Regions from separate parts of the Homo sapiens genome. Here region 2 is linked to region 1. The links are chromatin loops, found by intact Hi-C in ENCODE. Cell type or tissue: breast epithelium. All regions are shown on one strand. Each heading gives the region's core, and the rest is flanking DNA. Links, peaks and the distances in the headings are about the cores only. Region 1 overlaps LOC105370497 (a long non-coding RNA gene). Region 2 holds the start of LOC102723604 (a long non-coding RNA gene).

Region 1 (11,874 bases), core at 2,544-7,543:
CTCTGGCTATATCCCTGGAACCCTTCCTAAGACACTATTGGCTAGATCTGGTTCCTGTGCTCGCCCACCCCTGGACCTAGGGATAGAGGTAGAGTCACTGGGCCATGTGGGCAGAACAGTGGTTCTAAGGAAATTGAAGTCCTTTTGCTACAGGAGGCAGGATTGAAAGTTAAAGGCAAAAAACAACTGATGCCAACCACATCTTAACAGATTTATTGATGTTACCTCATCTTTCACCATGTTCAGAAACCCAAGGTTCTCTGGTTCATGGTGCTCTTTGTCAACCACATCATGTCCAATCTCAACTACCTGGCTCTCAAGGCCCTTGAGAGGCCCCACTTGGCTAATCCCATCTTGCCATCCAAACCCTCTTTTCCAGTTCATCCTGTCTCCTTCAGTGTGCTGTGAGTTCATCCCACTTCCCTGTCTGCTGCTTTTTACATTTTTTTTAGACAGAGTCTCGCTCTGTTGCCCAGGTTGGAGAGCAGTGACGTGATCTCAGCTCACTGCAACCTCCACTTCTCGGATTCAAGTGATTCTCCTGCATCAGCCTCCCAAGTAGCTGGGATTACAGGCACCCACCACTATGCCTGGCTAGTCTCCCCTTTTGCTTCTGATGTTACCCCCTCTGGAATGTCATTACACAACTCCTTGAGTAACTAAACTTGCTTTTCTGTCAAGGTTTAGCTTGAATTCCACGAGGTCTATGAATGACTTCAGGAAATATGAACCTTTCTCCTCTCTCCACTCCTGTTGCCCTTGCTGTCAGTATTGTTGAGTATTTGACTGTGTTTGAGGCGTTGTGCTAGGGTAGAAGGCATGGCACCTGCCTTCCGGAGCTTGCGGTTTAATGGAGAAAATAGACAAGTGAATAGTCAGTTACCAAAGTGGTCAATTCTAGGACACAGAAGCTAAAGGGAGGGTAGAAGTGATGACCAGCCAGAGGAGGTGATGCTGGAGTTAATCATACTTAAATGATAATCTTTTTTTTTTTTTTTTGAGGCAGAGTTTCACTCTTGTTGCCCAGGCTGGAGTGCAGTGGCACAATCTCAGTTCACTGCAACCTCTGCCTCCCGGGTTCAAGGGATTCTCCTGCCTCAGACTCCTGAGTAGCTGGGATTATAGGTGCCTGCCACCACGCCTGGCTAATTTTTGTATTTTTGGTAGAGATAGGGTTTCACCATGTTGGCCAGGCTGGTCTCGAACTCCTGACCTCAGGTGATCCGCCCGCCTCGGCCTCCCAAAATGCTGGGATTACAGTCATTAGCCACTGCGTCCGTCCAAGAATCTTGTCTCTAGGGTAGTGTAACCTTTAGGAAGTAGACAACACTAGGTGGATGGGCTTCTCTTTAATCTTTCCCTCATTGTAGGGCAGCTGAGAATGAAGCTCTCCCCTGCAAAGGGGTGGGCGATTGGCTCTGCACACAAAACAATGGGCCAAAGCTGAGTGGAGGTCGTCACCTCTCCCCCTCCAACCTCTACTGGCTCCGTGTCTTCACAACATCATGGGGACATTGTCTTCAGCCAGCAGCCCTTTGGCCTGGGTGATACCACCATGCACCAACCTGGAAGTCAGATCTCGTGGGCTTCAGGCCCAGGGGCTGCAGGAAATACATTGCTGGCTGTATCACCTTAATTTTAGCCCCAGGGGAAGGGGCCCTTCCACTATCTACTGGGAACACTATCTCTAATTGCCCTTCCCTGTGTGTGCATTTGGCGATTTACATTTAGATATAAATTAACTACAACTTTCAATAAAATTAAAAATTTGGTTCCTCAGCTGAACCAGCCATGTTTTAAGTGCCCAAAGCCACATGCAGCTAATGGCTATTGTCTTTGGACAGCACAGATATAGAGAACAGTTCCATCACCGTGGAAGGTTCTATTAGACAGCGCTGCTCTAGCATAATGGCAACCTTTTTTCCATCACAAACAACTGACTGAATATGCCTTCTCCTTGAGCCCAAATTTTGACAAAACATCAAAAAGAGGGTGAGAAAGTAAAAGTAGTGTAATGACCCCTAATAATCACAACAATTGGCCATTGGTCCTGGTAAATCATCATACAGGCTTTGGCATAGAAGAGATAGACTGCAGATTACATGTCATTCTTGGAACCCTCTAAGTCATATATTCACTCATCTCTCTCACTCATGAACATACAATGATAATAATCATAATGATCACATCAGCCGCAACAATAAAGTGAATGCTTACTTAGTACTTACCTTTGAGCAAGGCACAATGCTAGACATTTTATAGACAGCACTTCATCTAATTTTCACACTAACTCTAGGACACGGTCATTATTTATCTCCTGTAGCAGATAGCTTTGTGCCTCATGACACATCCACGATCCACTGCTGATTTCAGCCACAGCGGCAGTGGAGAGTTCTCTGCAAGCTCATTCTTCCCAGTGAAAATTGGTGCCCCTGGGGCAATCCTCAGCCAATGAGGGACGAGTCTGGAGAAAAGTCTCAGGCTCCCACCCTTTCAGAGGGACATCTCTGGATGCATTTTATATGATTTCTCTGAGCATCCCTAAGAGGATGCCCAGTCCTCAATCAGCCACAAGAGTAACCAGCCCAATAATATGCCATATTGTTTTTCTCACTTAAATCTGCCTCATTTTCTCTCTTCCTACATTGCTTCTTTCTGGGATCACCCTCAACACTACCTTTAATAAACTACCTGCATCCAGGTCCTTGACTCAGGCTCTGCTTTGCAGGGATCTCAAAGTAACTCACCCCTACTTTATAGATGAGGAATTTAGGGTTTAGAACGGTTGACATTTCTCTAAATTCCCATTACCATGAAGTGGCAGACCAAGGATATAAACCTAGGTTTGTCCCGATTCCAAAGATTTAATTCTTAACCATTATCTTATGGTGTAAATTGGAATGTAAGTACATAAAAGGGAGGTGATAATAAAAGCTCTGAGTCTGTTCTTATTTATAGAATAAGCGGATTATTTATAAACTTCAAATCTCTGAGTTACTTCTCTAAAAGGAAGAAATCAGTGAGCTCATGTCAATATTTACATTTTCTTCACAGTGGTCATTTGGTACCTAGAAAGTATCAGCAGTAGCTTCCAGGTTCATCTTGCACTGAAAATATTTCCTGGTATCAAGGAGCCTGTGCAAGGAAGAACAAGAAGAGTGATTCTAACAGGGAAGGCACAGAGTGTTTTTTTTTCTTCAGGACTTTCAGGAAGGAAAACTCTCTTCCTTTACTGACTACTCTTCCAATACCTGCTTTTCTGTCATCTTAGAGCCCAGTGACCCTCCAAGGGTCAGAAGCAGGGTCATCTGAGTAAGAGTAGAAGCTTCCAGAGACTTCACTCTCCAAGCCGTGATTTGAGAAAAGGATCAAGAACGAATTCTAGGACAAAGGCCCTTGCAAATGCAGTTTCAGGGACTCACTCAGAGCTTCTTTGGGAAAAAAGAATGGAGCTTATCTCCTTCCCCCACCGTCAATCTACTTCCTGTTCCTACTCCAGGGATATACGATGTCCCACTCAAGCTTGTAACACAGAATCCCAGCACAGATCAACAGATGCTGCTACACATGCACACACTTGCGTATGTGTGCGCCCAAGGAAAGGCTGTTCCGGAATGCTTAGGAAAGCCAATTGTCACTCTAAGAAGGGACCAGCATGATGTACTGGCATGCCCATCATAAAAAAATCACTACTCCCACCTCTAGGTTGTCTTGGTTTACTTTATAACAGCAGTTCTCAAAGAGTGTTCCAGTAACTCTTGAGGGGACTTGAGCCGCTTTCAGGGAATCTGCAAGGTCAAAACTATTTTCATAATATTATTATGATGTTATTTGCCTTTTTTACTTGCCTTCTTTCATGAACATAATTGGATATTTTAGAGGCTACATATTGACGTCACAACAAATTGAATGCAAATGCACATACAAGAATCTGTCTTCTCTTAAGCCAGACAATAAAGCAATTTGCAGAAATGTAAAACAATGCCACTGTTCCCACTGTATATTTTCTTGTTTTGAAAAATATAGTTATTTGTCATAAGAATATGTTATTTATGTTACCATGTAATGGGCTTGTTATTGTTATTTTCAATGAATTAATACATTTTTTTTTGAGATGGAGTCTTGCTCTGTTGCCCAGGCTGGAGTGCAGTGGCATGATCTCAGCTCAATGCAACCTCTGCCTCCCGGGTTCAAGCAATTCTGCCTTAGCCTCCTGAATAACTGGGATTACAGGCACAGGCCACCATGCCCAGCTTATTTTGAATTTTTTTAGTAGAGACAGGGTTTCGCCATGTTGGCCAGGCTGGTCTCGAACTCCTGACCTTGTGATCCACCCACCCCAGCTTCCCAAAGTGCTGGGATTACAGGCGTGAGCCACCATGCCCAGCCTCATAAATACATATTTTTTAAATTTTCTCAGTTTTAATTCTAATATGGCAAATAACAAGAGCTACAACCCACATAAGCCAAAGCCCTGATAATTTTAGGAGGTCCTCAATAATTTTCAAAAGTGTAGAAGTCCCTAGACCATGAAGTTTGAGAACTGCTGTCTTATAGAATGCCTTTGAGTTCCACTCCCTACTTTCCAGATGGGAAAGTTGAAGTGCCATTCAAAATTATATAGAAATGTAGTGGCAGAGTCATGAGTAGACCGTAAATGGAAAGAGGAGATGATTCAAAAAGGCAGCATAGAAGTGTTTTAGGTCATTCCCTAGGACCACGTTCGAATGTTTTCTAGGAAAACGTTCCTGAATTCAATTTCATAATTAAACAGCATATTGAAAGACAATTTTCCACAAAAACAAAAGCGAAATCATGACTCTCACATAGGTATTAAATGAACACGTCAAAGATTTTCTCTAACTCATTATTAATAAGGAAACAAGGCAGATGTTACCAGTGGCCAAAGCAAAAATAAATAAAAGAGATTTAAAGATCAGGAATACTGAAATGAATTTGCAAATGGGTGCAAAATTGGCCTCTTTCACAAAGGAGGAGACAAGTCAGTTAGGCCTCCACTAGACATGATTCAGTTGCATGTCTAAAACAAGGATTCTTTTGCATTGCTATCAGTTATCTACAATTTACAGTTACGAAATAGCTCAAAGGCAAGGAAAGGCACTGAGCTCCCACAGAATCAGAATTAGATAATTCCGAGTCAAGTGCTGAGGCTCATGCCTGTAGTCCCAGCTACTCAGAAGGCTGAGGCAGGAAGATCGGGCTGAGGCGGGAGGATCGCTTGAGCCCAGTCCAGCCTGGGAAACATAGCAAGACCCTGTTTCTAAAAACAAAAAAGAGAAAGAAAAAAAGAATTAGATAACTTGGAAGAGTAATACTATAAACAATGCATTGTTTTCTATTGAAGTACCGGTTTTTCCTTACTTTTGAGACCACTTCAGGTGCCAGGCACTGAGTTAAGCTAAGTAATTCAGAAAAAAGAAGAACTTAGTTTGTATCCTGTTCTCCAAGATCTTACAATCCATTCCTATTACATCCCATCACTAACACTAAAGAGCACCTCTTTTCTCACAGAAAGACATGGCATTTCTTAGGGCTTATCTCTATCTGTTGGGTAATAAAAGCTAACATCAATTTAGTGCCTACCGTGTTTTGGCTCTTAACACCCTCCCAAAAGCCTTATCAGATAATAATATCCCCTCACATTACAGAATAGGAAACAGAAGCTAGAGAGTTAAGTCCCATGTCCAGAATCTCAACCGGTAAGGTTGTTTTGAGGGCCCAAACCTCAGAAGATCCAGCTCCACCTTCACGCTCTCCCTTAATCTGGTGCGAAGTCAGCAAAGGGACTCCTCGTTGGCAAGAAACGCATGATGCAGTTAGTATTCACACCAGAAAGGGCAGTCATTTTGACCCTTGAGAATCATGTGTTTTTATTAAACCCCTTAACTCAGTCAGAATTTTTAACAGCACTTTGCTTAGTAATAGACATGGTAGGACCTGAAAGAGATGTTTTGGTTCCTTCATCTTTCTTGGTGGATAACTATTTCTAGACGGTCTAGGAAGAAGAATTTATAAAGGTATTCTCTCAGAGAGACATGGGCATTACAGATGGAGTTGAGAAGTTGTGCCGAGGGTTGGCTCAGAGCAGGAACTGGCAAACCACAGCCTATGGGCCAAATTTGGCTGGTTTTTAGATGGCCTATTAGCTAATAATGGTTTTACTGTTTTAATCATGGAAAATTGTTTAAAAATATTTTGTGACATGAAAATTATAGGAAATTCAAATTTCAGTGTCTATAAATTTTCATTAGAATACAGTCACACCCATTAGTTTCATGTTTTCTGTGCCTGCTTTTAAGCTACAAGGTTCATGCCGCAAGACAGCTTTCTAAAACAGATTTGGAAACCAGGGTGATGTTACAATTGGTCAAAGCAAAAATTTAAAAAGAGACATTTAAAGATCAGGAATACTGAAATGAATTTCCAAATGGATGCAAAACTGGCTTCTTTACTGAAGGGCAGACAAGTCAGTTGAGCTTCCACTAGACAGGATTCAGTTGCATGTCTAAAACAAGAATTCTGTTCCATTGCTATCAGTTATCTACAATTTACAGTTACAAAATAGCTCAAAGACAAGGAAAGGCACTGAGTTCCCACAGAATCAGAATGAGATAACTCAGAGCCAAGTGAAATGGCACGTCTGCAGTTCCAGCTACTCAGCCAAATAGTTCTTCTATTTGCAAGATTGTCATAGATACTGTATGGCCTACAAAAGTGAAAATATCTATTATCTGGCCTTCTACAGAAAAAGTTTGCCAATTCTGGCTTAGAGTGACCTTCTGTTTCAGAATAATTTCTCAGAAACACCAGAGTAAGTAGCTCAGAACGACTTCAAGATGGCATGTCCTAAAGGCCACAGGGCTCAGAATTACTGGGGGAAATTCTGTTATTTCAGGAGACTTGGTAAAAAGGCCAAACCCCACTAGAGGCTTGAAATCCTAGCCTGAATACCACTTTGGGAAGGTTCTCCGCTAGGTTTCCCGCAATTGGCACCGCTATCACTCCATGGCTGTTCTGGTTCATGTTCTGTGGAAATCCACTTGCCTTTACCATTCTTTACAATAATTACAGCTAAGTGGTGCCTCCTGTGTGGAATTTGCCATCCCTGACCGGAACAATCTTGCACATCGTTCTTCTTTCTCAAGAGCGCCCTCTGCTGGTCAGTTCTCAGAAGGCGCCACATCATCGCGTCTTTCGTCTGCAGATGCTCTTTGCAGCCAGAAGCCGAAGGTCATTTTGATCTAGAGAAGAAAGCATTTTGGCTATTGTCTCCATGGCTGTTCGAATTTTCATTCGAGTACATAGGCATTACTGCGTCAAGATGTAGAACTTCTTCACTGTAGAAGACGCTGAGAGAACAAAACTCCCTTTGAACGCAAACCTTTGAATGCAAAGTAATAATCCCTTAGGTAAGCAGGAAAGGCCTAGGTAAGCAATGCCCTGCTGCATGCTGGATCCCCAAATTACTTGATAATAAGGCAAAGCTGAGTGCATAGTTTCCACCATAAGGAAGTCTCAATAGGAGGAAAACAGGGTCTTATTTATGAAGACTCTGACGTCTGGTTTAAGGGAGATCTTTTAATGTAGGAGAGGGAGGTTGGATTAGAATTGGGTAAGGATTGTGACATAATAGTTTAGGATTGGTGGACACATCAAGGGAATGTGAATCTAGGAATGTAAACTGTCTGTTGATGACTTGAGACTTTCCAGAAAGTTCTCCCATGAAGCATAAAGATTTGCAACTTGGCTCTTCCAGGGCAAGAGTCTCTGGACTAGTAAAGTTATGGTCTTCAGTGTGATGAAATAGTAAATAGCTGGTTAGGGTTCTCAGCCTCATAAGATGGTGAATGTCATCGAGGAGGCCAATTGTGAATAGGATGTGAGTGTAGCCATTGCCCTGGTGACTTAGTACAAAATGTTGGGCCCGCTCTGGGCTTCCAGCTTTGTTAGGGGTGACTGGAAGTGTGTTTATACCTCTTTCAGTATGTTTGGACATGGCAGCTCTGCAGCTATAAGGTAGTCCACTAGGAAAAGGGATGATCTTTCTAGGCTGCTACGATACTGGTTTGACATGAGCATCTATGTTAGGCTGGAAGGTGCAAAGTGAATGAGAGACAGACCCTTGGGATCCTGCCCCAGCTGGGGAGGAGCTCTGCAGAGGCCCACATTAAAAAGCTACTGAAGGTGCACAGTGGACAGTGCCCAGGCTTGGTTGGATGTGGGGAAAAGTCAGGGAAACCTGCACATGGTTGAAGTCAAAACTGAGATTCAAAGGGTGATGGGAACTCACTAGGCTGGGAAAGGATCAAGGGAAATGCAAGAGAACAAGGGGGTTTATTGTGGAGGGTGAAATATTGACTTTTAGCCATGTTGGCTGTGAGGTAGAGAATGGGGCTAGCCCAAGAAATGCAAAATTGGAGCTTCTCTGAGAGGTGGGGATTGAACAAGTGGGTTTATACTCATGTTTAGGCAGGGAGAAAGAGGAAGGCATGGAAAATCCCTGGAAAAGCTAAAATAACCAAAGGAAAGAGCATAAATCAAGAGTAGAGGTACACACCCCCAAGGGAAAACTGTGATGCTTATGCTGCAGCATCAGTGGCTGATGAAAGCTGGCCAGCTTCAATGTTCCTATGCTTCTCTCTCTAGGGCCAGAGATTGTCAGAGGAGCCAGAAAACTATCTTGGGACATGAGCTTGTCCCAACGTCTCGGGGCCACCTGCCCAGTGGAGAGGGCCATGGACAACACAGAGGAATGTGCTTGAGAAAGGAAGGAAAAGAACTCCCCCACCTCACAGAGTAGGACCGAGGAGGACAGAGAAGGTAATTAGTTTTTGTGGAACAGAGGATTTGGCCTATTTCTTACTCCGAATTTAGTCAACTCAATGCCCGAAAGGTTGGGAAACAGGAGTGGGAAAGAAATTGTTCCAAATGAAGGCTGCCTCTCGGGGGATCCTGCTGTGCAGGCTGCAGAAGCAGGGGTCTGCCTGGGCTGTTGCTAAGGTCTCAGGGGTTGAGCAGAAACAAATGAATGGTCCTGAAGGGAGGAAGGACAGAGCAGTGGCCCAGGAATGGGCCCAAGTTAGGAATTCGTGTGTAGAAGTCAGCACAATGAAACCCACAAAGTTCTCTGCGACAGCTGTTCTCAATCTTGAGCACATCAGAGTCACCTGTAGGGCTTGTTAAAACACAGATTGCTGGCCCAACCCTATGGCTTCAGATTCAGTAAGCCTGGGCTGGGGCTGGAGAATGTGCAATTCTAACAAGTTTCAGGTGATGCTGTTGCTGCCACTCAAGGGACCAGCACTGAGAACCATTGGTCTATGAGATCCCCAAAAGGAGTTGCTGTGGTTTGAACATCCTCCAGAAGTTCATGTGTTGAAAGCATGCTGCAGTGCAGAGAGGTGGGTCCATGTTTGCCATCCTTTAGGTAAGCAGATGAGGCTGAGCTGCCCAGCTTCACAGGCCACACTGTGGCAGAGGATCAGTGTCCCCCGGGCTCCTGAGGCGATGGAGCTCTTGTCACTTGGATAGTGTGGGAGCAGTGGGAGTTTCCTGTATGACTAAGAGCAGTACAGCCCTGACACAGAGAACCTGTAAACCTGTGCACCAAGAACCAAAGAGTGGATAGAGATGAGAATGGCCCAGGGGACACCAATGTGGGTCTACAAGGACGTGGAAGTGATCTGCTAACTACCACTCATTCCTTGGCATGTCAGAAGTACCCCCAAATTTAGGCACAACTCCTGAAAAAGGAGATCATAATGGATTCATCACAGATTGACGGTGATTTAACTTATAAATTGTGTGGAAAAGAAGTTCAAATCAGAAATTAGGTTCCCATGTGTGGTCTGTTTTGTATTACTTCCCTTAGCAATGCCTGGAATGAATGAACAGCCTAGGACAGACTTTACTTCCCAGGGTGCTATCAAAGACTGCCCATCTCCAGGAGATCCATACTTTTTTTAAAAACCAAATTCCAACTATTTCCTAACTGTGAGGAAAGGGTGTGAAAATGGCAGCAGCTTTAGAAACATACTCCACTGAGCTCTAAAGTCTGAGGCTGCCGGAAAGTTGGGCTCATTGGGGAAATAGCTCAAACCCTCATTAACAATCTAAATTATTTATTCCTACCTAGTCATTAGTGGGACCAATGAGGTCAGGTCTCAGGTTCCACCAATGCCACTAGGGAAACTCTACGTGATTACAGCTGGAAAGGGAAGGATGACAGAGATTTCTTTTCCCTAGCATTTGCTAACACCCACACCCAGCACTGAATATTAGATACCGAGCACTAAATTCCCAGGAGGCTGCTGCTCTTACTCGCCAACGCTAAAGTAGGAATGACCCAGCAAACATGAGAAATAAAGAGAAACAAGGTGTTCAAGTAGAAATGGGTATAAAGAGCAAAATTTTTCCCTTTATTATCAAACCTCAATATAGTAGCATATTTACAATATTTTCCAGGGAGCTTTTTAAAAGAAAAGATGTATAAAGAAACTATTGTGCTTTTTCTGAGCCTAGGACAGGAATTGAGGCCAGAATCTCACTGGAAAATTGAAAAATCTCTTTGAATTAAAAGAGTCACAGTGGTGGAGCTGGGAAGTATATGTCTTGTCTGCTAGCAGCTATATTCCTCCCTTTCTTTCTCATGCACTTTTTCTCTCAGGCTTAGAATTTGTTTTTCTATAATTGAAAAATGATCCATGCGGCTGTTCAGCTCTTCCAGCAATGCTGAGTTGTAAACGGGAGGTACGAAGGTGAATAGTTCATACGGATGAGTCTCAATCACCCACAATAATGGCTGAAAAGAGAGTAAAGTGTAATTTGCAAAGGATAATCCCCCCAATCCATTATGCTACACCAGACAATGCAACAGCTTCTGACATTCACCGTTCCCACTCACCTCACCACTGCGATGGCTTCCTAAACTGGTCTCCCAGCTTCTCACTCTCCACCAGCTCCCTTGTATTCTCCACACAGTACCCAGAAAGATCTTACAACCCAAGCCACAGCTTGTCACTCCTGCTTAAAACCTTCAGTGGCTTTCTGATGCACATGGAATAAAGTCCATACTCCACACCATGGCCTCCCTCCTCACTTAACAACAGTACACCCAACCCCCGGCTCACCACCCTCCTACCTCCCTGATCTTCCTTCAGTTTCACAGAAGCAAACCCTTGCTGACAAGGGGCCTTTGTGCTCATGCTTTTGTTCATGCTCTGCCCTTTCCCCATTGGGAAATCCGGTAATAGCTCATATTTGATAGCTGGCTTAGATGTAACCTCCTCCATGAGGCCTCCTCTGACCACCCTATCTAACGTAGGTCCCTTTCTGTTTACCTCCATCTCCTTTGCCTTGCTGTTTCCTGCCTCCCTGTTGGGCTGTAACCTCCATGAAGGGGAGGATCATGTCTGTCTTCATCATTATATCCTGAGTGTCCACCATGGTACATAGCACATGCTGAATGAATGAATGAATGTTCTCCACCCTCGCTCTTTACCCAGGTCGGACATCCTCCTTAACTGACTCATTGTGAGCTACCTAGGCCTTTAGATGTTGATATAGTTTGGATGTTGTCCCCGCCCAAGTTTCACGTTGAATTGTAATCCTCAGTGTTGGAGGTGGGGTCTGATAGGAGGCCACTGAATCATAAGGGCAAATTTCTCATGGATGCTTTAGCACTATCTCCTTGGTACCGTCCTCATGACAGTGGAGTGAGTTCTCACGAGATCAGGTCATTTAAGTGTGTTCCACCTCCCCACTCTCTCTCTTTCTTGCTCCTGTTCTGGCCATGGGACACGCCTGCTCCCACTTCCCCTTCTGCCATGATTGTAAGTTTCCTGAGGCCTCTCC
Region 2 (11,874 bases), core at 4,530-9,529, 59 kb before region 1:
CATGGCACACACTCCAGAAGCTGAACAGCCTTGTCTGAGCCTACTTTTACCCTCATGGACTTAAAAGTCTGTGCCCCACTTTGCCTTTCATCCACCTGGGAGGATTTCAACAAAAGTCCATGTCTTGTTCTGTTAATTGAATTACAAAGGAAAGGCCCTGGTGCATTCAGCAAACCTTAATCTGTCTCCCCATTACCCTAAAATGTTCAATGTAAAAAGCCCATGGCAGAATGCCTCTAGAACAGCACTTAATTGACATAATATGGGTCACCTGTCTACATGGAATTAGCTGACAGAGCTTCCAGAACAACCTACTTTCCTCCCGTTTGTCTTTAGTTTTTGAACTTCCAAAATGCATCACTGCTACTCACGTCAGTTTTGAGCCATTATTTAACAAAGAGGTGTACAGTTGGGAACTGTGCTCCTAGCTCAGAATTTGTCTAGTGGTGCACTTGGCGGGTGAGAGGGGAGTGTGGTCAGGGCCCTGGAAGCTGGGGCAGGGGCTTGTCAGTACCATTGGTCGGCTTTGGCATGTGCAGCAATGCAAAACAAAGTGTAAAGTGGCTTGGTGCCATGCTTTAATGGAATAAGCCTTATAAATACCCTATGTACATGTGTATGTATGTGTGTGCTTGGGGTGGGAAAATATGAATAAATTCTGTTACGGGGTAGGGAAGGGAATGGTTATCAAGGCCTATGAGAATGAAATAGTCCCTAACCAGTAACTTGGAGTTCTTGTGTCCTGACTTGGGAAGCCACAGAGCTGAATGGCCAAAGATGTGACCTTGGAGACCCATTGCCTGAGTTCAAATCGTGGCCCCTCCACTTACTGACTGGGAAATCTTGGAAATTTAGTGAACTTCATCTGAACTTAATTTTCCTCATCTGTGGAATGAGAATAATGATAGCTTTTTTTTTTTTTTAAGAGACAGAGTCTTGCTCTATTACCCAAGCTGGGGTACAGTGGTGCTATCATAGTTCACTGTAACCTCTAACTCTTGGGCTCATGTAATCCTCCCACCTCAGCCTCCTGGGTAGCTAAGACTACAGGTGTATGCCACCAAGCCTGGCTAATTTTTTAAAAAAACATTTATAGAGACAGGGTCTCACTATATTTCCCAGACCGGTCTCCAAACTCCTAGCCTCCAGTGATCTGCCTACTTTGGCCTCCCAAAGCACTGGGATTACAGGCGTGAGCCACCATGCCCATCCTGATAGCCTTTTCTTATGTTTTTTTTTTTTGTTGTTATTGTTAGATTAAAGGAGTTGAATCATGAAAAGGGCTTTATATAAAGTAATTGCTTAGTAAATGAAAAAAAGTATAGCTAATAGTGTCAGGCACTGTTCTAGGTACTTTACATATATTATTTACTCTTCACAAGCTCCCAGGAAATATGTGGTGGTGTTATCATCCCCACTTTCAAGATGAGGAAATGGAGGCACACAGGTTAAGTAACTTGCCCAGCATCACCTATTGAGTAAATGGCAGAACTGAGACTCAAACTTGGGCAGTGTGGCCCAGAGCCCAAGCTCTTGACCACTTTGCTGCACTGCCTCTCAGCCATATATAAATGTTAGCTTTCATTATTCTTGGGAGATGGGGAAGAAAGAATGGGGGAGATATAGTAAGAATGGCCAGAAAAGGAAGAGAGCACTAAGATTCCCTTGTACCTTAGGCAGGACTGTGAGCTGCTCCCATCTTCTATCCCCACACCCCAACCCCCAAAATCCCTTAATTCCAGTGGCTCAGCCTAAATACTGAATGTGTCCTGATAATGTTACACCCTCACTGATTCCAGTTAGGTGAGGAAGAGACTGTCACTTCCTGCTGTTGCTACGGCTGCCCTGGTTGGTGAAGGTTGAGCAGAGGTCTTTCCAGAGATGCCTAACACCATCTCCAGGACAAAACTCCTCTGTGGGTGGAGTCCTGTCCACTTTCATTACTGCTGGGCTTCTTCAGACAAACCAGAAGTGCCCAGGGGTAAAATTCCCAAAACAATTGCATAATTGACCAAGTCTGACATTCTCGAGAGAGCTATTCCCTACAAGGTTACCAGCCTGGATGCTTTCTTCTAAGATGTCAGTGATTCTAATATGAGGCCAAAGGCCCCACACAGGTGAACAACATTGTGTGGGCAGTCCTTATAAAAACCTTACATCAGATATTATGCTGCAACGTGTATTTCAGCTACTGGCTTGGTTTTGGGGGTGGGGGTGGGGGTGTGTGTGTGTATGTGTGTGTTTTGTTTCTTTGAGGTGGAAGATAGCCCAAGAAAAATGAAAACAAATGTTTAAGTAAAACTGCTGAAGCTCACTAAATCGGCTAGAAATTAATTAATTGAACCTGTAAGCTTATGTTTCTGCTTTCAAAGGGATGATACTGTGAAGTGTTCAGGAATGAAGTCTCGTGATGTCTGCTACCTAGTTTCAAATGGCAGGAGAGACAGAGGGATGGGGAAGCAAAAGTGACCATTGTTAACTCTAGGTGGTTGGTAAGTGGGTGTTCCTTGTTTTATTCTTTCACCTGTAATGTATGTTTATGTTTTTTAAAAGTTAATAAGTTGGAGGATGATAGAAGCATTAAAAAGTAGGCCGGGTATGGTGGCTCATGCCTGTAATACCAACACTTTGGGAAACTGAGGCAGTAAGCTCCCTTGGGGCCAGGAGTTTGAGACCAGCACAGGAAACATGGCAAGACCTCCTTTCTCAAAAATTTTTAAAAAAGAAAATTAGCCAGTGTGGTGGCTTGTGCCTGTAGTCCCAACTACTTGGGAGGATGAGGCAGAAAGCTTGCTTGAGCCCGGGAGTTAGAGGTTACAGTGAGTTAAGGTCGTATCACTGCACTCCAGTCTGGGTGACAGAGTGAGACCCTGTCTCTAAAAATAAACAAATAAGTTTATGGGGGAGAGCGGAAAGAACAGGTGCCATGGGATCATAGGATGAGAGGGCAGTACAGGATGAATGGTCCTTTCCCCCATTGTCATCACCTTTGAGATCAGGGAAGAAGCAGAGATGTAGAGAGGAGGTCTAGAGGTTGTATGGAGGAGCAACTGATCAAAAAGCTGTGCTCTAGATAAAGGAATAAGCACAGAGCTCTTAGTACTGCTGTAAAACTAGAAGTTACTGTGGGAGTGGAGGTGACATCCTTTAAGTTACATTTACAAGTTCTATTATTAGGATTAAAGTACTCTATATTCTCCCTTAAAACTGACCACCAACAATGAAAATGTTGCATGTATATAATTTATGCATATGTTGCATATATAATGTATGCATAAAAGTTACATATATCCAAATACCTTTTTCATACATATGTTTCATTTCATATATATGAAAAACAATGGGAAGAATATCACTAAAATTTTATCTGTAGGTAAGAATTTCCATGTGTGCTTAAAACTGGGAGTCACTGTATCCAATATAAAGTTCAAGGTGTTTTGTTTGCTTGCTTGCCTTTTTATCTACTTTTGCAGAAGATATTGAAATTGCAATCATCTTGTTTTTGGGGGAATGGAGTCATTCCATATTGGCTCTTGAGTATGTCTGCCACCACTCTGATTCTAGCTGGAGGCTGCCAGAAATGACTGTGCCATTGAATGGAGTTATTAGGCAACATAAAACGGACAAGCCAGACCAAGGTAGAATGGAAAAGGACTGCCGTCTCAGGCCATTTCATTATGTCTGAAAGAAAAACTGATGAAGAAACACAGGCCACAGTAACCATAGCTCCTGCTCTAATCCTTTCTCCCTGAATCTTCTTGAAGGATCCTTGTGCTAAGGTTCCCAAGGTGCGGGAGGGATTAGAATGAATGCTGTTTTGGCACGAGGTTTGGTAAATCATCTTGGGTGTTAAGTCCCGTGTAGAATTACCTAATAGTAATGAGGTGTCGGCAGTTTTGTATCTATTTAAAGCTTTAACTAGACCACATGAGTAATGTGCTTTCAGGTGCTTATCTCTAATTAATTAATTCATTTGTAAGTGAAATACCTAATTAAAGCAGTCTAAGGGAGCTCCTTTGCGGCCTGGATCTGGTAGATCCGGTAACAAAGAGAGGTCTTTGCTGATGCAACTTGTTGAACTGATCCTCATGGGCTATTAGCTTCATCAGATTTCATTTGAAGAGTTCTTTATGTTTTTTTGTGTTTTCAAATGTAATACAGACCAAATACTGGTCTTTGATGCTGACGAGAGTCACTCACTTACGCATAACTTTGGAAGAAACCTGAAGATGGTACGATTGGGGTCTCAATTGGGGGGAAATGGACAAAGATGATACATGCCCTGCCATCATGCCTTTCTGTCATGTACACTGTCATCAGGCAAGGCCAAAAAGCCTGTCACTCCATGACTGCTTGCTTGAGTTTAAAAGTTCAGGGTCATTTCTTTCTACTTAGGCATTTGCTTTGCCTTTACTTTATCAGAAAACTATGTAACCCAAAGTATTTACCATTTCACTTCAGCTACTAAGAGATGTTGGCCACGTTTAGAGCTTAAGTGTATGAATCAATTCAGTTGTCTCTTCCCTGTACTCCCACTAACCTTCTTTGTTCTTTTCTTAGAATAAGGGCATCATCCTTAAAGGTAAAAAGCCAAGGCCTTCTGTGAAGGGCAGTTTACTGGTTCATAGATAAGGATGGCAGCTTTGGATTGAGAAACTTCTATTTTGTCATATTACACCTCTGCTACATTATGAGGGAGAGGATGCATTTCAGTGTAATAATTATGACTAACTTATAATGTGTTTTGCTTCTTGTAAACTGTTACTGCCCTAAATAGGATGAATGGAACAAAGAGCATAAATGAATTCACAAAAGACACCTAAGCTGCTCTGAGGATATGGGAGGGACTTAAAGAGGCAGCAAGGAAACAAATCGAATTTGGGGTAAATGGAAAATTAGGGAGGGGAAATGGGTAAATATGATACGTTAGAAGCCATCCGTTCTCTTTTATAAAGTGACTTTTTATTTAAAAGAAGAAACAAAAGTCTTCCTCTGAATTTCAGCCCAGCCCTTAAACGATTTCCCCACAACAGAAAATTGGTATTTTTCTAAAATATTTTGTGACTAAATGCTATTTGGAAAAAAAAGTGGTATTTCTTTAAATTAGTGCTTTGAAAGGAACACATACTTAGCCTGAATCACTTTTGCCTACATATGTGAATTATGGGTCTGTGTTTAGAACTTAGGAAACAGCTGCTGTACTCTGTTCCCAGACAAAGACACACTGCAGAATGCTACATCCAGGTTTGTGGGTTCTCCTGAGACTGTGGTGGTAGGTTTCAGGTAACAATATTTGCTGTGAGTTAAACCTGTAATAACTGTCATTTTCAGGACGGGAGGCATTACAGTTATACAGTAAAACTATAAAAGAATAAAAAAGTCAACCTCAAAGATAAACTCCTTGAGAACAGGAGCCTATTCCTGTTTGTTTCTTTATCCCTTACTGTACAACATACTACATAGAGTAGGCACCAAAAGAATAAAGAATTATTGATTGAGTAAATGAAATCATGCATCATTCTACCTATGTAATCATTTTATTTCTGTGTAAAATTTCCTTGTGTTGAGTGGTAGCTGATAGTGTCTAACCAGAGGCTAATTTTAGACAGAGAGCCATATTTTACATCTATTATTATTTCAGCTAGACGAAAACACAGAAATTGAGTGGGTGCTGGAACACATCCATTATTTGCCCCGTAGAGATAAATGGAGTAGTTGAGAATAGTGCACCGTTGGCAGAATATGGTGGGAAAACGTGCACATTGGCTTCCCACGAGGACCTATTTTGTACTAAGTTATTTCATATTTCGGTCTCTAGGATGCCAGTGTTATAACATCTCAAAGTGCTAAAAATTTTCCACGAAAATAATCCTGAAAAAAAAAAAGAAATGGAAATTAATCCAATTAAACTTCTCTCCTGGGACAGCGGATTTGCAGCTGGCGCAGCTTCAACAGTGGCCATTGAGGGGGAGGAAGCCAGAAGTAGAAGAAGAGCCAGGTGCTGGGAGGCCTACCTGCCTGCGGTGTGGTGGAGCAGTGCCAGGCTGCTGTGGACCATACCCAGGTTGGTGTAGGTATCCAGGGGTGCAGTGTGATGGACAGGGTATGTCAGGTAGTGGATAGTGTGAGGGTTCCAGGGCCATTTGCCAGCTTTGAAGCAGCCTCCCATCTAATAGCATTTATTAAAATTCAGAGAAGAAGGTCTGGCCACTGGAGATTGAGGCCTGGCAGAAGAGCCAGCCAAAACAGTGGGATGAAGGTAGCATTATCTGGGTGATCAGGTGTTTCCTAGGTCCCTGGCTATGAGACTTAAGGAAGCAAAATCTATTTCAGACCTCACCCATTGATGGAGATCTGATTTTATCTACACTGCCAGGCATGTTCAGGGCTGGCTTGGGCACTGGTGGGCAGAGCCTGGTGAAAGCATGACTGTGGCTAGAGGGGAGGATGTAGGAGTTAGGAAAAACGCGATTTAATGGACTTTCCCTAAACTTTTGGTAGCCCTTAGGCATGTAAGTACATCCTAAGCTACTCTTTCAAAATGATATCTCATTTCTGAAATTTCTTCCATCATAGTGAAAAGTCCCCAAATGTTCTGGAGTCAAAATATCCACCAGTCAGCACACTTCCCAGTGAATCCCAGCCGCTGCCACGAAGAGGGATAGGGAAGAAACAATTTTTCCATAGCTGTACTTACTGAGCCCCAAGTGTAAAGCACAAGAAAATCGCATCCCATTTGTCAGACAGCAACGACATGGCTGGTTGCCTTCATACTGCAATCGCCTCTGTAATCTTCCTGTGAGACGTAGCATCCTCCAGGGAGTGAGTTGGAACCTTAGCCTAGTGCAGAGTTTATTAAAACCATGTCTTTTTTTAAATCACTTAACTTCCAGCAAATAGCATAAATCTTGCACACACTGAATTACCTCTGATTAAAGGTATTTAGGATTAATCAAGGGAGATGTGTTGTTCCCTGAAAGTAAAAATCAGACTTTTTTTTAATCATTCCTTTGAGATATTAGGTCATGATTATTTTAATCACAAAGGAAAATCTGAACTTTGGATCATTTTCTTATTAAGCATCAGAAACACTGTATTAAAAACTGATAAATGGCTGAGTGTGGTGGCTCACGCCTGTAATCCCAGAACCTTGGAAGGCCAAGGTGGGCGGATCACCTGAGGGGTTTGAGACCAGCCTGGCCAACACGTTGAAATCCTGTCTCTACTAAAAACACAAAAATTAGCCGGGCATGGTGGCGGGCGCCTGTAGTCCCAGCTACTCGGGAGGCTGAGGCAGGAGAATTGCTTGAACTTGGAAAGTGGAGGTTGCACTGCGCCGAGATCGTGTCACTGCACTCTAGTCTGGGCAAGAGAGAGAGACTCCATCTCAAAAAACAAACCAAAAAAAAAAAAAAAAACTGATAAAGAAGCCTCACTACATCCCTCAAAAGTGAAGACAAAAGCTACAGGATAATAAACCAGAAGCAACAGGGGCAAAACAGTGGGCTGAAAGCCATCCCAAAAGCATTTTTATTAGACAGTGTCAAAGACACCTGCGGAGGTGGTGACCTGACCTAACAAGCTTTGACCATGTTACCACGCTGTCTTCATGCCCGTGGTAAAGAGCTGCACTGTCTCCACTCTGCAAAGAGCTGCTTCTGGCCAATTTTGCTTCCTGGTTGTCCTCATGTAGACATGAGTCCCAGCTGAGAGCATTTTTCCAAAAAATAAAGTCAACTTTTACCTCCTTCATTTGAAAAAAAAAAAGCAGATTTTGCAGTTGTGTCTTGATAAAATACGGCAAAGGGTTGAATCCACATTTTCAAATTATCCCAACTTACACAAAGATATTTTCTAAAAATAAAAGAACAGTTGTACATCTATGGTGTGACCTCCATGAGAGAATACTTGCCTTGTGTTTGCAGGCCTTCTTTCCAATAATTAATGCTGTGAAAATAAGTAAAAAAATAAACTAACTTATATAACACAAAAATAAGACAATTTATACTTGGAGATCAGCTACAGAATAGAAACTAAAGCAGATTTATTACTTAGGCACAAAATAAACTACGAACTTGCATCTGTTTTCTTACTGCCTTCATTGTAAAAGGGTTGAAATAAACAAGGTGTTACTGTTTTTGGAGAAATTCTTGTGTATCATCATCAAGGAAATAGAATTTAGAAAATTTTGTTTTGTTTTGTTTTGAGACTGAGTTTTGCTCTTGTCGCCCACGCTAGAGTACAGTGGTACGATCTCAGCTCACCGCAACCTCCCCCTACCAGGTTCAAGCAATTCTCCTGCCTCAGCCTTCCTGAGTAGCTGGGATTACAGGCATGTGCCACCACGCCAGGCTAATTTTGTATTTTTAGTAGAGATGGGGTTTCTCCATGTTGGTCAGGCTGGTCTCGAACTCCTGACATCAGATGATCTGCCCGCCTCAGCCTCCCAAAGTGCTGGCATTACAGGCATGAGCCACCGCGTCCGGCCTAGAAAACTTTTAATGATTTTACTCTAAATTTTATAATTTTACTCTAAATTTTATAACTTAGAGAAAGTCTTCATTAATTTAAACTCTATTAATTCACACTTTGCTTTATTTCAGAAGTAACTGGAGTGGTGTTTAATATTACTCAAAAAATCTTTTCTTTGTGGATAATAATGGAAGTGTTTAATGCAATAATGTGAAAACAAGATTGTAAGAATAGTGCTTAAAATGTTAAAAGAATAATTTGTTTTTGAACATCTTTAAAGTCTTTAAACATAGCTCTTTACATATAAATTTTGCACATGCCAAACAAAAATTGTTTTATCTAGCCTTTCAAGCAGGTCCCCAGAAGAAGTGTTTTGTAGCAAATCCAGCTCACATACTATGAGTTACCCTCAGAATTTAAAAGTAATACATGTATCCCCAATTTTGATGTTTTAGACTGGTCTTTTTCCTTAGTTTGATGATTACGGTTTGACAACATAACCAGTCCCAGCTAGTGGGTTCCTGGACCCTGAATGAAAGGTAGATTTGTAAGGCAGCTGAGCTTTGGCTGATTGAGACTTGTTTGTTTGAACATGTTCCGCCCTAGTAATGGATATGGTCCAGTAACTGAATAAAGATAATGAGCACTGAACAACAGATGTTTATCAGGCAAAACGGAGATCATCTTTTAACACTCTGTTGCTGAGGCTTTGGTATAAGTTTATTTAACAAATTTTAACCAAACACCTGTTTATGTACCAGATTCTAGGTATTTATAGGCAAATAAAAATAGATATGGCCCCTGTCATGGAGTGTACTGTCTAGCTGGGGAGCAGAACTAAACACATACACAATTAGATATAAACCGTTGTCCCTCTGTATCTGTTGGGGATTGATTCTAGGAACCCCCTTGGAGACCAAAATCCATGGATACTCAAGTCCCTGTATAAAATGATATTGTAGAGCTGGCCCTTTGTATCTGAGGGTTCTGCATCTGAGAATTCAACCAATGTTGGATCAAAAATATGGTATTTGTGGGATGTAGAACCTGCAGATACTGAGGACCATATCTGGAACTAACGCAGGACTGACTGCAAGACTTGAGCATCCTCAGATTTTGGTATCCACAGGGGTCCTGAAACCAATCCCCTGAAGATATCAAGGGACAACGGTATTTGCATGTAACTTATACAAACCCTCCCCTATACTTTAAATCATCTCTAGATTATTTATAATACCTAATACAATATAATAATTATAATAATTATAATACCTAATACAATATAAGTAAATAGTTATTATACTATATTTTTAGAAAATAATTACAAGAAAAAAGTCTGTACATATTCAGTACAGACGTAACCATCCATTTTTTCCAAATATTTTCAATCTATGGTTGGTTGACTTTACGGATACAGAAGGCAGAATATAATTACAAATTATGATACAGAAGTACTCTGAACAATAGGAACAGAATGCCATGAAACTATGAGATACAATTGGAAAGACTGACTTTGGAGAGAATTTATAAATGGAAAGGTCTAGGTGAGCATCGGAGATTTTGAGCTCTTAGAATAATGTTCCTTGAATGGTTCTTATTCCCTCTTTCCATTTCATTCTATGTAGGCAGTGGAAGATGCCTTCACCATGAATTTTACCTGTGTTACTGCCAGTACAGATGTTGATCTTTCTCAACCAAGACATCATGAATTTCCATAGCCCCAATAAATTGCAACTGTTGGGGCCATGGAAACATGGGAGCTGGGCTGCTTAGGAGAACCTGAGTTCTTTGGGTGGGGTGAAGGGTGTGGTGTTTACACATTTCATTAGGATTAGAGTGATTTTGGTTCTGCTGCAAACATTGCCAAGAACTCATCATATTCCTCTGGATAAGTCACTTAATTTCATTGAATCTCATTCTTTCTCCTATAAAATTAGAGAATTAAGATGAGGTCATCTCTGAGGTCCTTTCATATTCAGTGTCCTAAAAGGCTGTATTGTATAGTGAAAAAAGGTACAGACTTGGGAACCAGATTGTGAGGGTTGAAATCCCAGCTCTGTCACCTACCAGCTATGTGACTAAGTACATTTCTTAACTTCTCTGTGCCTCCCGTTCCAAAACTGTAAGATGGGAGATAAGATAGTATGCACCGCATAGTGTTGTGAGAATTCAGTGAATTAATCTAGTAAAGTACTTAGGGCCTGCATTATGGTATGTAAGAAGTGTTAACTGCTATTACTATTCCCTGAAAGAAGGTCACCTCTTCTAAAGCCTGGACTCCAGAAGAGGCAGAATACTCGAGACCCTGGAGTGAACATATAAACAAAATAGTGTTTGGGAACCAATAATTGACATTTCCACAATTCTTACCAAACCTGCTTTGTGTTAGGCATGTTTTAAAGCACAACTTTTTATTGTTGGAAGAAGGCCCAAACCATAGAATGCTTTATTTCATGCCCACAGGGACTCTCTTCTTCCTTGGGACACAGGCAGGTAATTAAGCCCCTGAGGATGGGGTGCACACAGGATATTGAACTAGTGCTTACTTCATAATGCTTTCACACCTGCGGCCAGGACAACAAAGCAGGAGAAATCAATGCCATTACTTCAGAGGCTGAGAGGTGGATGCTCTTATGCCAATGGGTTTTTGCTCTACTTAAGCAACATGAGACCTCATAAATTAAACTTGAAAAGGATTTTTCAAATTATGAAAAAATTCATTAAAAATGTATAAGCATTAACTTCAGCTGACTTAGTGTATCACAGAGATTCTGTTTTAATTAAACCCATACAGATTTGCAATAAACAGCATCATTTTCTCTTCATTTCTTAATACACCCAAATCTCTGAAACTATCATTTTGTTCCTTTGCACTATTTTCTTTAGCATTTTCTTCATAAATGATACCACCTGGACTCTGTTATATTATAAGTGGTTATTAAATGTTTAATAAAGAATGAACTAATAAGACTTTTACATTTCTTCCACTTTCTGTGTGTATATGCGTGTTTGTGTAATCTTCTGACAGCTAAAACTCTGACAATTCAGACTATTGTGATTTGGGGATGTCTGAAATAATGGAGATTATGCTTTCTTATAAAAGAGAGAGAAACTACTTTTTCTGTGAGAAACTAGGATGCTATCATGGGAAAGAAATTGCTTGTGGATCTTGTAAAACAGAAAATGTAGCTTTTTAGATAAAAGGAAAAGGAGAAGAAGAAGACAAGAAATTAAGTTTACTTAGCAAAAATCTAGTTTCCTGAAACTTTTCTGGAGACCAGAGCACTAGAGTCTCTCAGTGTTTTTTGCTATGGATGACTCCCTCTTTTGGGGATGGTGGTAGTTGGCGAGGGGGAAGACTCCAAGGGGTAGTAGCAGCCAACTCCCCTCTTAGCCCTGACA

What was found. Hi-C counts contacts between places; a loop is a spot of excess contacts. Peaks named below come from ENCODE experiments on the same cell type or tissue, not always from the same donor. Only the 100,000 strongest peaks of a DNase experiment are listed, where the experiment ranks them.
Region 2: it touches region 1 in a loop (29-fold over the local background); 2 of 110 quality-filtered maps call a loop at or near these places.

The regions. Positions count from the first base shown.
Region 1 is chr14:51,972,108-51,983,981 of GRCh38, forward strand. LOC105370497 (a long non-coding RNA gene) reads right to left here. Exons shown (of 3, transcript XR_007064166.1): 3 at 10,419-10,822. Among named protein-coding and RNA genes, the nearest start is that of RTRAF, 12 kb to the right of the region's middle. In breast epithelium, for the core only: a CTCF peak has its summit at 7,183 (motif pointing left); a DNase peak (open chromatin) is centred at 7,174.
Region 2 is chr14:51,910,637-51,922,510 of GRCh38, forward strand. All of the region lies in intron 2 of GNG2 (G protein subunit gamma 2), which reads left to right. It overlaps LOC102723604 (a long non-coding RNA gene), which reads right to left and starts at 7,935. Exons shown (of 3, transcript NR_126331.1): 1 at 7,913-7,935; 2 at 6,698-6,840; 3 at 5,509-5,871. In breast epithelium, for the core only: no CTCF peak of the experiment used is centred there; a DNase peak (open chromatin) is centred at 6,761; H3K27ac peaks cover 1,346 bases.